Linked DNA regions of Homo sapiens: region 2 is linked to region 1. Evidence: read pairs that join two places in POLR2A ChIA-PET (ENCODE). Cell type or tissue: GM12878. All regions are shown on one strand. Links, peaks and the distances in the headings refer to the core of each region. The heading gives the core; the rest is flanking DNA.

The links. Peaks named below come from ENCODE experiments on the same cell type or tissue, not always from the same donor. Only the 100,000 strongest peaks of a DNase experiment are listed, where the experiment ranks them.
Region 2: POLR2A ChIA-PET joins it to region 1 with 5 read pairs; 2 of 35 experiments call an interaction of 5 or more read pairs at or near these places.

The regions. Positions count from the first base shown.
Region 1 is chr17:17,895,559-17,900,928 of GRCh38, forward strand. TOM1L2 (target of myb1 like 2 membrane trafficking protein) reads right to left here. Exons shown (of 15, transcript NM_001082968.2): 3 at 3,038-3,116. Among named protein-coding and RNA genes, the nearest start is that of SREBF1, 61 kb to the left of the region's middle. RefSeq lists an enhancer at 2,196-2,245. In GM12878, for the core only: no CTCF peak of the experiment used is centred there; a DNase peak (open chromatin) is centred at 2,093; H3K4me3 peaks cover 751 bases; H3K27ac peaks cover 958 bases.
Region 2 is chr17:17,996,633-18,002,002 of GRCh38, forward strand. DRC3 (dynein regulatory complex subunit 3) reads left to right here. Exons shown (of 14, transcript NM_031294.4): 9 at 828-1,002. Among named protein-coding and RNA genes, the nearest start is that of DRC3, 26 kb to the left of the region's middle. In GM12878, for the core only: no CTCF peak of the experiment used is centred there; no DNase peak of the experiment used is centred there.

The DNA.
Region 1 (5,370 bases), core at 195-5,194:
CCATGTTTTAGAGTTAAGAGGTTTAGAAAGGTGAAGACATTGATCTAGGTACAAATTGTCAGTCAGTGCCAGAAGGAGCACAAGAGCTGTGATTAGCCTTCTCTGGAGCCCCAGTCTCCTCGCCCACCTTGAGGCCACAGGGCCATCCCTCCCTCACAGCTCTCCTCCAAGCAGCCACATCAGCTAAGAGTGCCTCAGATGACAGGCAACATGTGTTAGATTTATTGTTCCCCCCTTTGGTCCTTGAAATAACCCTGTAAGATGGGAATCATCCCATTTTAGAGATGAGGAAGCTGAGGATCAGAGGTACCATGTAACTTAACCTAGGAGGCCAAAGCTGGGACTCCCCATGCCAGGCAGCTCCGCAGCCAGCCAGAATCGTTCCTTGCCTTGCTGCTGGCTGCACCTTAGGAGGCCCCGGGTTCCTCTGGGCTTGCCAAGGAAGATTCTGGAGGTTAGCACCCTCAGGGCCTCTGAGTGACCACAGGTTTTACTAAGCCAAGGAGGCATTTTCCTTTCTGAGTCTCTGCTTGTGCCTGATTCTGGTAACCGTGAGGTAATTGGCATTCACTCTCTTGTAGTGATCCATGGGGGCACTGAAATGAACCAGAGGGGTTCTTTCTGTTCTCAAGGGCCTTACAGGCACCCTTCTCTCTAGGATTCTCTAAAACCTTCCTCCCAACTCAGGCAGTGGGGTGTTGGGGTCAAGGCAGATGGCAAGAAGTATGCTTTATTTTGTGAGAAGCAGGTGGGAAAGGTGAGGCTGCAATTATGAGTGGGGAAGAGAATTGGAAAAACAGGCATAGGTCTGAGGAGTAGAGCAGCCTGGGGCTCCACTCCACTCTCAGAGCAACAGTGGCAGGAACCACTGCCCGCCATTAGGGAATACATGCTTAGTTTCTCCTGCACAGCAGTCCTCAAGGTCAGTGTGTCCCAGCCTGGTCTTGGAAGTGCCCTGGACAGAGATGCATGTGCCACAGAGCAGCCCCAAAGCCTATCTGAGCAGGAGATCTAGGAGGTCCTCCCTGGGCTGGCAAGAGCCGCTTTAGGCCACCCTGCCAAACAGGACCCTGGCAGTTTTGTCCCTATAGGTTGAAAGGCATGAAACATACAGTGGTAATTTTCCAGAATGAAGCCAAAAGCCATGGAGAAAGTAAACGGGGCCTCTAAGCAATCAGAAGTGATGTTTAAGTCCACAAATGAAGACACAAGCAGAGAGCCCCTCAGGGCTTCTTACTAACTTATTTTGGGTAAATATTAACAATTTTGGTGGGTACAGATATGAAGTCCGGAGAGGGCCACAGGAAACAGGAGGACTGAAAGTGACTAAGAGAGTAAGTGAAGCCCTATCAGCAGACGTGAGACCATGCAAAGCGCGCTAGGATGGGGCCTCAGTGTAGGGACGGCAGCCCTGCGCATTTCACAGGCCTCCCAAAGGCATGGCTGGGTTTGTAGTGAAGACCTAACCCAAGGAAAGGTCAAACAGTGTCCATCATGCCCTGCTAGAGGAAGGCAAGTAAACGCAGAGTTCACTTTAGAAAGATTTCCATCCAACACGATTACCATGAAGTTGGGTGTGTAAATGGAGATGTTTTAGATAGCAGTAAAATTCCCTGATATATTAGAGCTCATTCCCTCGTGATATGAGTTATTGAAAGCCACTCGTTTTGGGCATCACTCCTGGTTTAGTGAATGCTGTGGCTCAAATTCTGAGAAAAAATAAAATAAAAGCTTCAACTCCCTATTTCTCAACCAGTCTTTTCTCCTTTATTATTCAAATCCCAATTCCCTGGCAGAACTCTCTTAATAAGTTTTGGGGTTTCGCTTGGGCAAAAAATCCAAACAGGTTCTCTGCTTTAAAAGGAAACATGGTTGTTTTGGATAAATAACCTACTATTTCAAAGCCCCAGAGAAGTTGACCTGGTGACCTGTTACAGTTTCTATTTTAAGAACTCACTGTGGCCCAGATTTTGCCACATCTGAAAAACTGTTAGTTCTCAAGACAGAAATAACACCTGAAGTCGTCTTTTTAAATTCTCTGACAGCTTTGGTAAGGGCAAAAATCTGGTCTGTTCCTTCCTGAAAAAAATCACTTGGCTGACTTTTTCAAGAGTCTTTGTAGCTATTTTCAGTTTTTACCCCATGCAAAAGACCACTTTATGATGGCAATCCACAGCTCAGTACACCTCACTAGCTGTGAAGGCTGGGTAAACCTCCAGACCTCTCTGAGCCTCAGTTTCATCATCTGTACGGGGGAGGATAGTAAAATCTCTTTTGGAGGGTGGTTGTAAACATATTCATTAATGTCCAAAAAGTTCAGCACAGTCCCAGGCAGGGGCAGGTACTCAATAGGTGGAAGTTAACTTTTTTTTTTTTTTTTTTTTTGAGACGAAGTCTCACTCTGTTGCCCAAGCTGGAGTGCAGTGGTGCGATCTCAGCTCACGGCAACCTCCACCTCCCGGGTTCAAGCAATTCTCCTGCCTCAGCCTCCTGAGTAGCTGGGACTACAGGCACCTGCCACCATGCCTGGCTAATTTTTGTATTTTTAGTAGAGACTGGGTTTCACTATGTTGGCCAGGCTGGTCTTGAACTCCTGACCTTGAGATCCTCCCGCTTCAGCCTCCCAAAGTGCTGGGATTACAGGTGTGAGTCACCGCGCCTGGCCAACATTTTTACAAAGAGGAAACTGATATCTAGAGAAGGAGTTGGTCTCAGTCTCAGAGCAGGCTGGTGACAGAAAAGGGACCCACCCAAAACCTTTAGCTCCTCTGCTCTGGGCTTCTGTACCTGACAGCACTGCACACACCTTATCTTCTGCTCGTATACATTTACCAAATTGAAGCTCACCACTCCCTGTTTCAGAGGACAGGAAAACCCAAAGGCAATACCAGAAGGCTTTGCTGGACTCCAGTGGCCCAGGCACCAAGCCATTCAGAGGTTGTGCTAAGTGGGCAGAGGGAAGGCCCTGTGAGGGGGGCAAGGCCAGGAGCAAGGAGTTCCCCAGATGACTTCTCTCCTCAAGGAGAATAGCACTCACTGTTAATGCCAGCATCACCTCTCTGTAGTTCCGGTTCCCGTTGAGCCGCTTCTTCAGGGCTCGAATGGCATCCTTTGGCCTGGAAAAAAGAACAGACATATAAAGATACTTACAATCCCACTTGAGGACACGATCCTACAGATATGTGAACTAGTATATATGCAAGACTATTTGCTGGCTGCAGCATGTTTGTAAATGTAAAAGACTGGGAACAAACTGAATGTCCATCAATACACAACAGGTTAAATTAAATCATTGACACAATGGAATACTATGCAGCTGCAAAAAAGAATAAAGAAACTCATGCACCAATATACACCAAACTCAAAGACATGTGCATAAAGTTCTTTGCATAACAGTGTACAAAGCTTGCTATTAGTTGAGTTATAGAAGGAAAGCAAACATACATAGCACAGGTGCCAGCGTAGGGAAGAGACTCTCTAGAAAGAGCTATAACAACCTGGTAACTGTGGCTGCCCCTAAGGAAGGGAACCAAAGGCGGAGGGAGGTTTTTCACTGGACTGCCTTTTTGCAGACCTCTTGAATTCTGTATCACATGCAAGTATTATTTATTCAAAACCCTAACTAACCCACTGGTGTGTGGGTACATAGAAGAGAGTTTTTCCAGAGAAACCATATGAGAGACACAGAAGAGAGCGTGCCAGGTCCTTGTGAGCCCTGGATGCCCGGCTCTTCCTGAATTCCATGGAACTCCTTTTCCCAGAGAAAGCTTAAGTGAGTCTCCTTAAAACCCAACAAGTTTTGTGTTTTTAGGTGACAGATCTGAGGTGGATTCCCAGATAAAATCTTGCAGAATTATAGACAGTACTCAGTTCACAAATGGGCTCTGTCCAAAAGTTGGAGTGGAGCTGTTTGGAAGTTGGAGTGAGTTCTTCCTTAATTACTCTTATACCTTAGAGTCAGGATTCCCAGGCAGCCCTCTAAGTATACATATTACATGTAGGTCTTGTGTCTAACATGTAATTTAATTTATTCTAACTCAGGATTCAACAAAGCTGTGGGCCTAGCAGCTGCCCCTGGCACAAAGCCCCTGTGCTGACCTGACCCATCACCCTATGCTCTGGGGAGCCCTCAGTCCGGCTGTGGGCCAGCGCTTTGCAATCACACATGGGTTCCAGCCTTCCACTAATCTATGTGTCAATATACTGGTCTTTCCCAGCTTGCACGTTTGTTAAGTCAGGGATCTCCTATTCCTACAGTTTTAAAACATTTATACTCTACCAAATGAAAAGGCCCCTTCAAATGTGTATGAGGAAGTTGAGGAGGGGAAAGGGTTGATGCTCTGCTAATCAGCTTAATTTAAGAGAAACTGGGCCGGGCATGGTGGCTCACAGTCTGTAATCCCAGCACTTTGGGAGACCAAGGCAGGTGGATAACCTGAGGACAGGAGTTTGAGACCAGCCTGGCCAACATGGTGAAACCCCGTCTTTACTGAAATATACAAAAATTAGCTGGGTGTGGTGGCAGCTGCCTGTAATCCTAGCTGCTCGGGAGGCTGAGGCAGGAGAATCGCTTGAACCTGGGAGACGGAGGTTGCAGTGAGCTGAGATCACGCCATTGTACTCCAGCCTGGGCGACAAGAGTGAAACTTCATCTCCATAAAAATAAAAAAGAGAAAGTGTGTCCAGCATTATGGCTCATTCCTGTAATCCCAGGACTTTGGGAGGCCGAGATGGGTGGATCACTTGAGGTCAGGAGTTCAAGACCAGCCTGGCCAACATGGTGAAACCCTGTCTCTACTAAAAATACAAAAAAATTAGCTGGGCATGGTGATGTGTGCCTGTAGTCCCAGGTACTCTGGAGGCTGAGGCAAGAGAATTGCTTGAACCTGAGATGTGAAGGTTGCAGTGAGCTGAGATTATGCCACTGCACTCCAGCCTGGGTGACAGAGTAAGACTCCATCTCAAAAAAAAAAAAAAAAAAGAGAGAAAGAAAGAAAAAAAGTTTAAGGAGCAAGGCTACTAGAAGAAAATTTTAAAACACCCTGAATCACCTGTTTCCCATTCCCAGCTTGACATATGGCTGCCCTGTAGGAATTCTTGGCCCCTGGGTCAAAGGGCTGATGAGACAGACACAAGGCTCCATGGGGACTGGGCCCAAGGCCAAGTATGTCTGCAGTACGGCTGCCATTTCCAAAAGGGGATGCTGATTTCTGCAAATATGGGACTTAACCGGCTCTCTGCTTTGAAGGCTGTTTGTGGCATGAGAGCTGATGAAATTCAGTGGCTACTGGCCAACAGCATGGACTGATTTCCTCTCTCCAAGGCTCTGCCAAACCACTGCTGTCCCTGACCCACAGCTGCCACACCCCT
Region 2 (5,370 bases), core at 239-5,238, 100 kb after region 1:
AAAAAAACCAAACACACCTGACATTCTGGAAAGAATGAGGGCAGGGTGGTGAGGAATAGTGAAGAGCAGGGCTCCAGAGCTGGGTTGTTTCTGCCAGCTGGTGACCCAGGTTTGCCTTGGCTGTAGCCCTGTGTAGCCGTGTGACTTTGGGCAAGGCATTTCATCTCTCTGGGCATCAGTTTCCATCCCACAGGATCACCAAGGTCCTGTAGGCTTTACCTGGTTGACTCCAAGGACTCCGTGTCGCAGGCCCTTTTGTACCCTCAGCTGCAGATGAGGAAACTGAGGCCCAGAGAGGTGAAGTGACTTGCCAGGGTGGGTCCTGGAAGCAGTGGCAGAGCCAGGACTTGAACATCCCCAGCACAGCTACAGCAGCTGAGCACCAAGACAGGCCCTCAGTAAGGGTGCCCTTCCAGATAGCACACCAGAGACAGAAACGCACACTGCCTGCTTCCCCAGCTGGGACCGGCTCGCAGGCCCCCAGGGTCCCCAGGCCTCTCTTCTGGGGCCTCTCTGAGCATGTCTGCCTTCTGCTCTGTAGACTCCGCAATGGTTTCTGCCTCCTTCCTTCACACAGGCCCCATTCCTGAATCCCTCAGGCTGAGGGTGGGGATGCACCAAACACACATTTTACCTACATCTCAATCCTGGCTCTCTGGGCCTTTGATTTCTTCATCCACCAAATGAACCAAATGAGACCAGGAGTTTGAGTCTCACACACTGTTGAGCGCACAGTCTGTGCACTGTGCCAGGGTTACCAACACCTTGGCCGTGCCCTCCGCAGCCTGCTCCTGAAACAGCTGTGGGCTTCCTTAACAGCCACTCACCTACAAGGACAAGTTTGTCATCATCTGCGTGAATATTTTTGAGTATGGCCTGAAACAGCAGGAGAAGCGGAAAACAGAGCTTGACACCTTCAGTGAATGTGTCCGTGAGGCCATCCAGGAAAACCAGGAGCAGGGCAAACGCAAGATTGCCAAATTCGAGGAGAAGCACTTGTCGGTAGGCCCCGAGCCTCCTGAGGCCCTCCCTGTCTCCTGCTGTAGGCCCTCCCTGCTCTTGCCACTCCCACTGTAGGGGGACTGCAACTCCTGTACCCTCTGATGACCCCTGAGGCCAATGGTTATTGTCCCCATTTGCCAGAGATCATACAGCTAATCAGTGGCAGAGCCAAGGCCCGCCTTACACCAGCACCACCAACCACAGCTCCCCACTGCTTGACGTGTGGCCTGTGGGTCTTTGTCACACAAAGTGCCCTTGGGATTCAAGGTCGGCCCTACCCCCCAACTTATCATCATCGTTACTATTAATAACAGTATTAGTATGACCATTACTATTTTGACAGTAATGATTACCATCCTTTTATTCATTCATTCATTTAATAGACATTTTCTGAGCTCTACTCTCTGCCTGATCCTAAGAAGCTAGAGCCACACTGGACATGGTTCCTGCCCTTGTGGGGCTCAGACCCAGGCCCAGGCCCCACCCCTCACCTGAGCAAGCAGAGGGATCAGTGCCATCCTGGAGGGAAGCCTGGGGAGCCTTGGGGGTGCCCTAGGGGCGCCTTATCTCAGGCTGGGGAGTTTAGGGAAGGCTGAGGCTCACAGAAGAAAGAAAAGTTGATGGGGAGGAAGGGCGTTCCTCCACCCACTAGGAGCAGCAAAGGAGAAGACTCTGGGTGGTCAGGACTCAGCCTAACCAGGCCATGGGGTCCAGCCCAAGCAGGGGCCATTGGGAAGGGCACCAATCTTTGTATTTGATGGCAACTGCCTCTTTGAGTTGGCATTACTTTTAAAGACAGGATGCTTAGCCTGTTGTAAATCACAGATCTTTGTGAGATGCTAAGGAAAGCTGTGGACCTTCTTTTTCCTCAAAAAACTGTTCACACACACCAAGCTTGCTTGTAGCATAAGGGGCTTTAGGGAGCCCATCCTTGTTGTGAACTTAAGGCCCTTCCTTGTTGTGAACTTAAAGTAGAGCAAAGTCCCTCGATGCGCAACTTCAGATCTGATGGAGTTGGTGATCCACTCCCATGTGCTTCCCGCCTCCCCAACGGCCACCCCCATTCCTGTCTCATTAACCTCCAGGGCCTCACATGTTGTGCGATTTAATTCTCAAGACCCTCCTTGTTATATTTTAGGGAGCAGGGGTTACTGCATTCAACCAGAAGTTCAAAACTGTCAGCAGAGGAATACATTTGGCTCACATATGTGTTTTATGTGGCCTGAATAGGGTTTTAAAACATTTCGAACATCCTGCTGACATTAGAAACTAGCAGATTTCACAGAAAAAATTGTGGTTGCCAGCTTCTCTGGAAGCAACTGTCATCAGGGCTTGAGTGGCAGTTGTCCCCTCTGGACAGGTCATGTCTCCAGTCCCGCAGTCCCTGTCCAGCCTTCCTTCCTGATATTTATCTGGTCCCTGTAGCCACTGGGCTTGGGAGTGTCAGCTAGCTGGCTCTTCCTGAGGCCTGGTGCAGGGACCCAGCCCCTCAGCAGCGAGTCCCTCTGCAGAAGCAGGATATGGGCCATGCCAAGCCTGACTTGGAACATGGAACGTGCCACTTGCTCCTCCGTTCAGGCACCTGCCTTCATTGCGGGCCAGCTCCTCAAAGGCCACCTCGGACGAGCTGACCATCCTAGTGCTCCCCTTCTAGAGCCAAGAGCAGTGGATCCTGCTCAGCCTGCATGCGGAGTCCCTGGGCCCTGGAAATGTGCTCACATTCAGGCCCAGCAGCACCCTGTGGCCTGGCACAGGGATTTTCCATTGTTCCCTGGGTGCTTTCCATGCACAGCCTGGATAGAGGCCACTGACTTGGAAGTTCCCAAGACCCCATAGGCCCTGCAGACCTCCAGTTCCCTCCCTGACAGGCCCTCTCCTATAGGTTTTCCTACGCTCCTCCCACTCATCCCCATTAGGCCTCATCCATTGCACACAGTGCACTGCTCCAGGTGCCCAGTGAGTCACGTTTCAGGGTCATGCTGCAGCCATGTAAGGCTTGGGGCTCAGGCAGACTCCTCACTGGTGACCCAGAGACACATTATTGACCCTCTCCTAGCCTCCATTTCCTCATTTGCAGAACAGAGATAACCACCTTGAAGAACTGTAGTGAGAAACAGAGAGGGAAAGCACTTGTGCAAGGCCTGGAGCAGAGTCAGCCCAAAAGGATGACAGCATGTCTGTGTGTAGTCAGCTGCACTCTCGAATGAGTAGTGTGTGCACATGGCACAGCCTGAAGAATGGCCACTGGGGGATACGGTCTCCCTCCTACTCCTGTATCTCTGTGTGTGTGTGTGTGCGTGCGTGCACACGCGCACATAGCATGCCCTATTCTGTACTTTGCTTTCGTGTGTGTGTGTGAGCATAGCATGCCCTGTTCTGTACTTTGCTTTCCTATGTGTGTGTGCGTGTATGCATAGCATGCCCTGTTTTGTACTTTGCTTTCGTGTGTGTGTGTGTGTGTGTGTGTGTGTGAGCATAGCATGCCTTGTTCTGTACTTTGCTTTCCTATGTGTGTGTACATGTATGCATAGCATGCCCTGTTCTGTACTTTGCTTTCCTCTGTGTGTGTGTGTGTGTGCATAGCATGCCGTTCTGTACTTTGCTTTCACGTGAGTGTGTGTGTGTGTGTGTGTGCATAGCATGCCTTGCTCTGTACTTTGCTTTCGTGTGTGTGTGTGTGTGCGCGCATAGCATGCCCTGTTCTGTACTTTGCTTTCACGTGAGTGTGTGTGTGTGTGTGTGTGTGTGCATAGCATGCCTTGTTCTGTACTTTGCTTTCCTATATTATGCATCTTGGAGAGCCTTCCAAAATGAAAAAGTAGCTTCTTTTTTTTATAGCTAAAATATCGCATTGCATGGGTGAGCCATAATTATTTAGCCAGTCCCTGTTGATGGACAGTTAGGTTTTTTCCCAACCTTTTGCTCTTTTAGTGTTCCACTGAATAAGTTGGTGCAAGTTTGACCTGCAGGATGAAGTCCTAGAAGTGGAACTGTGCATTGGTTTTTTTCATGGTTATTGTCCAACTGTAACCTACAGAACCTGTACCTTCCACAGCCGTCATCAGGCCAGTGTCACAGGCTTCCTCATGTTTGCCAATCTGTGCACCCTGAGTATGCATTTATTTTCTCTTAAGTGGGGATGAGCAACACGTTTTACATGTTTTACAACCATTTGTGTTTTTTATTCTGTGAATTATTTGTACTTATATTTTGCCCTTGCCCACTTTTCTATTTGGTTTTTGGTTTCTCTCTCTCTTCTTAAATTATTTATTATTATTATTTTCAGAATAGGGTCTAACTCCATTGCCCAGGTTGGAGTGCAGTGCACCATTATAGCTCACTGCAGCCTTGAACTCCTGGGCTCAAGCAATCCTCGTGCCTCAGCCTCCTGAGTAGCTGGGACTACAGGAACACAACACCACACCTGGCTGTTTCTTTCTTTTTTTCTTTTTCTTTCTTTTTTTTTTTTAGCTAGTCAAATTTAGCAGTGGGAGACTGTATACCAACTTCAGTGACACCAAATTTAATAAGTTCTCATAACCTACTACCATCAGACCAGACCTTTCTTTTTTAAAAAGTTATTACCTGGCTGGGCGTGGTAGCTCACGTCTGTAATCTCAGCACTTTCGGAGGCCAAGGTGGGTGGATCACCTGAGGTCAGGAGTTCGAGAGCAGCCTGGACAACATGGTGAAACCCCGTCTCTACTAAAAATACAAAAGTTAGCCAGGGTGGTGATGCATGCCTGTAATCCCAGCTACTTGGGAGGCTGAGGCAGGAGAATCACTTGAACCCAGGAGGTGGAGGTTGCAGTGGGCCAAGATCATGCCACTGCATTCCAGCCTGGGCAATAGAGTGAGAGTCTGTCTCAAAAAAAGAAAAAAAATGTTATTACTTTGTAGGAGCTCTTTGTAGATTGTGTCAGTGAAATGAATGGCAAATATTTTTCCCGGTTTGTGTTTTATCTTGCAATGTTGTCTGTGGTGCTTTTGCCATTCAGAATGAAAAATTTTTTTGGCTGGGGGAGGTGGTTCACAACTGTAATCCCAGCACTTCGGGAAGCTGTGGCAGGAAGATCGCTTGAGCCCAGCAGTTTGAGAGCAGCCTGGGCAACATAGTAAGACCCCATCTTAAAAGTAAATACATAAATAAATTTAAAAGAATTAAAAAATTTTTAAGGTAGTAGAGTTTACCAATCTTCTGGTTATATTTGGCAAGATCTCAGATTATTTGTTAAAAATCTCCCAGGTTTGGCCGGACGCAGTGGCTTATGCATGTAATCCCAGCACTTTGGGAGACCAAGGCGGGCGGGTCACCTGAGGGCCGGGAGTTTGAGACCAGCCTTGCCAACATGGTGAAACCCCATCTCT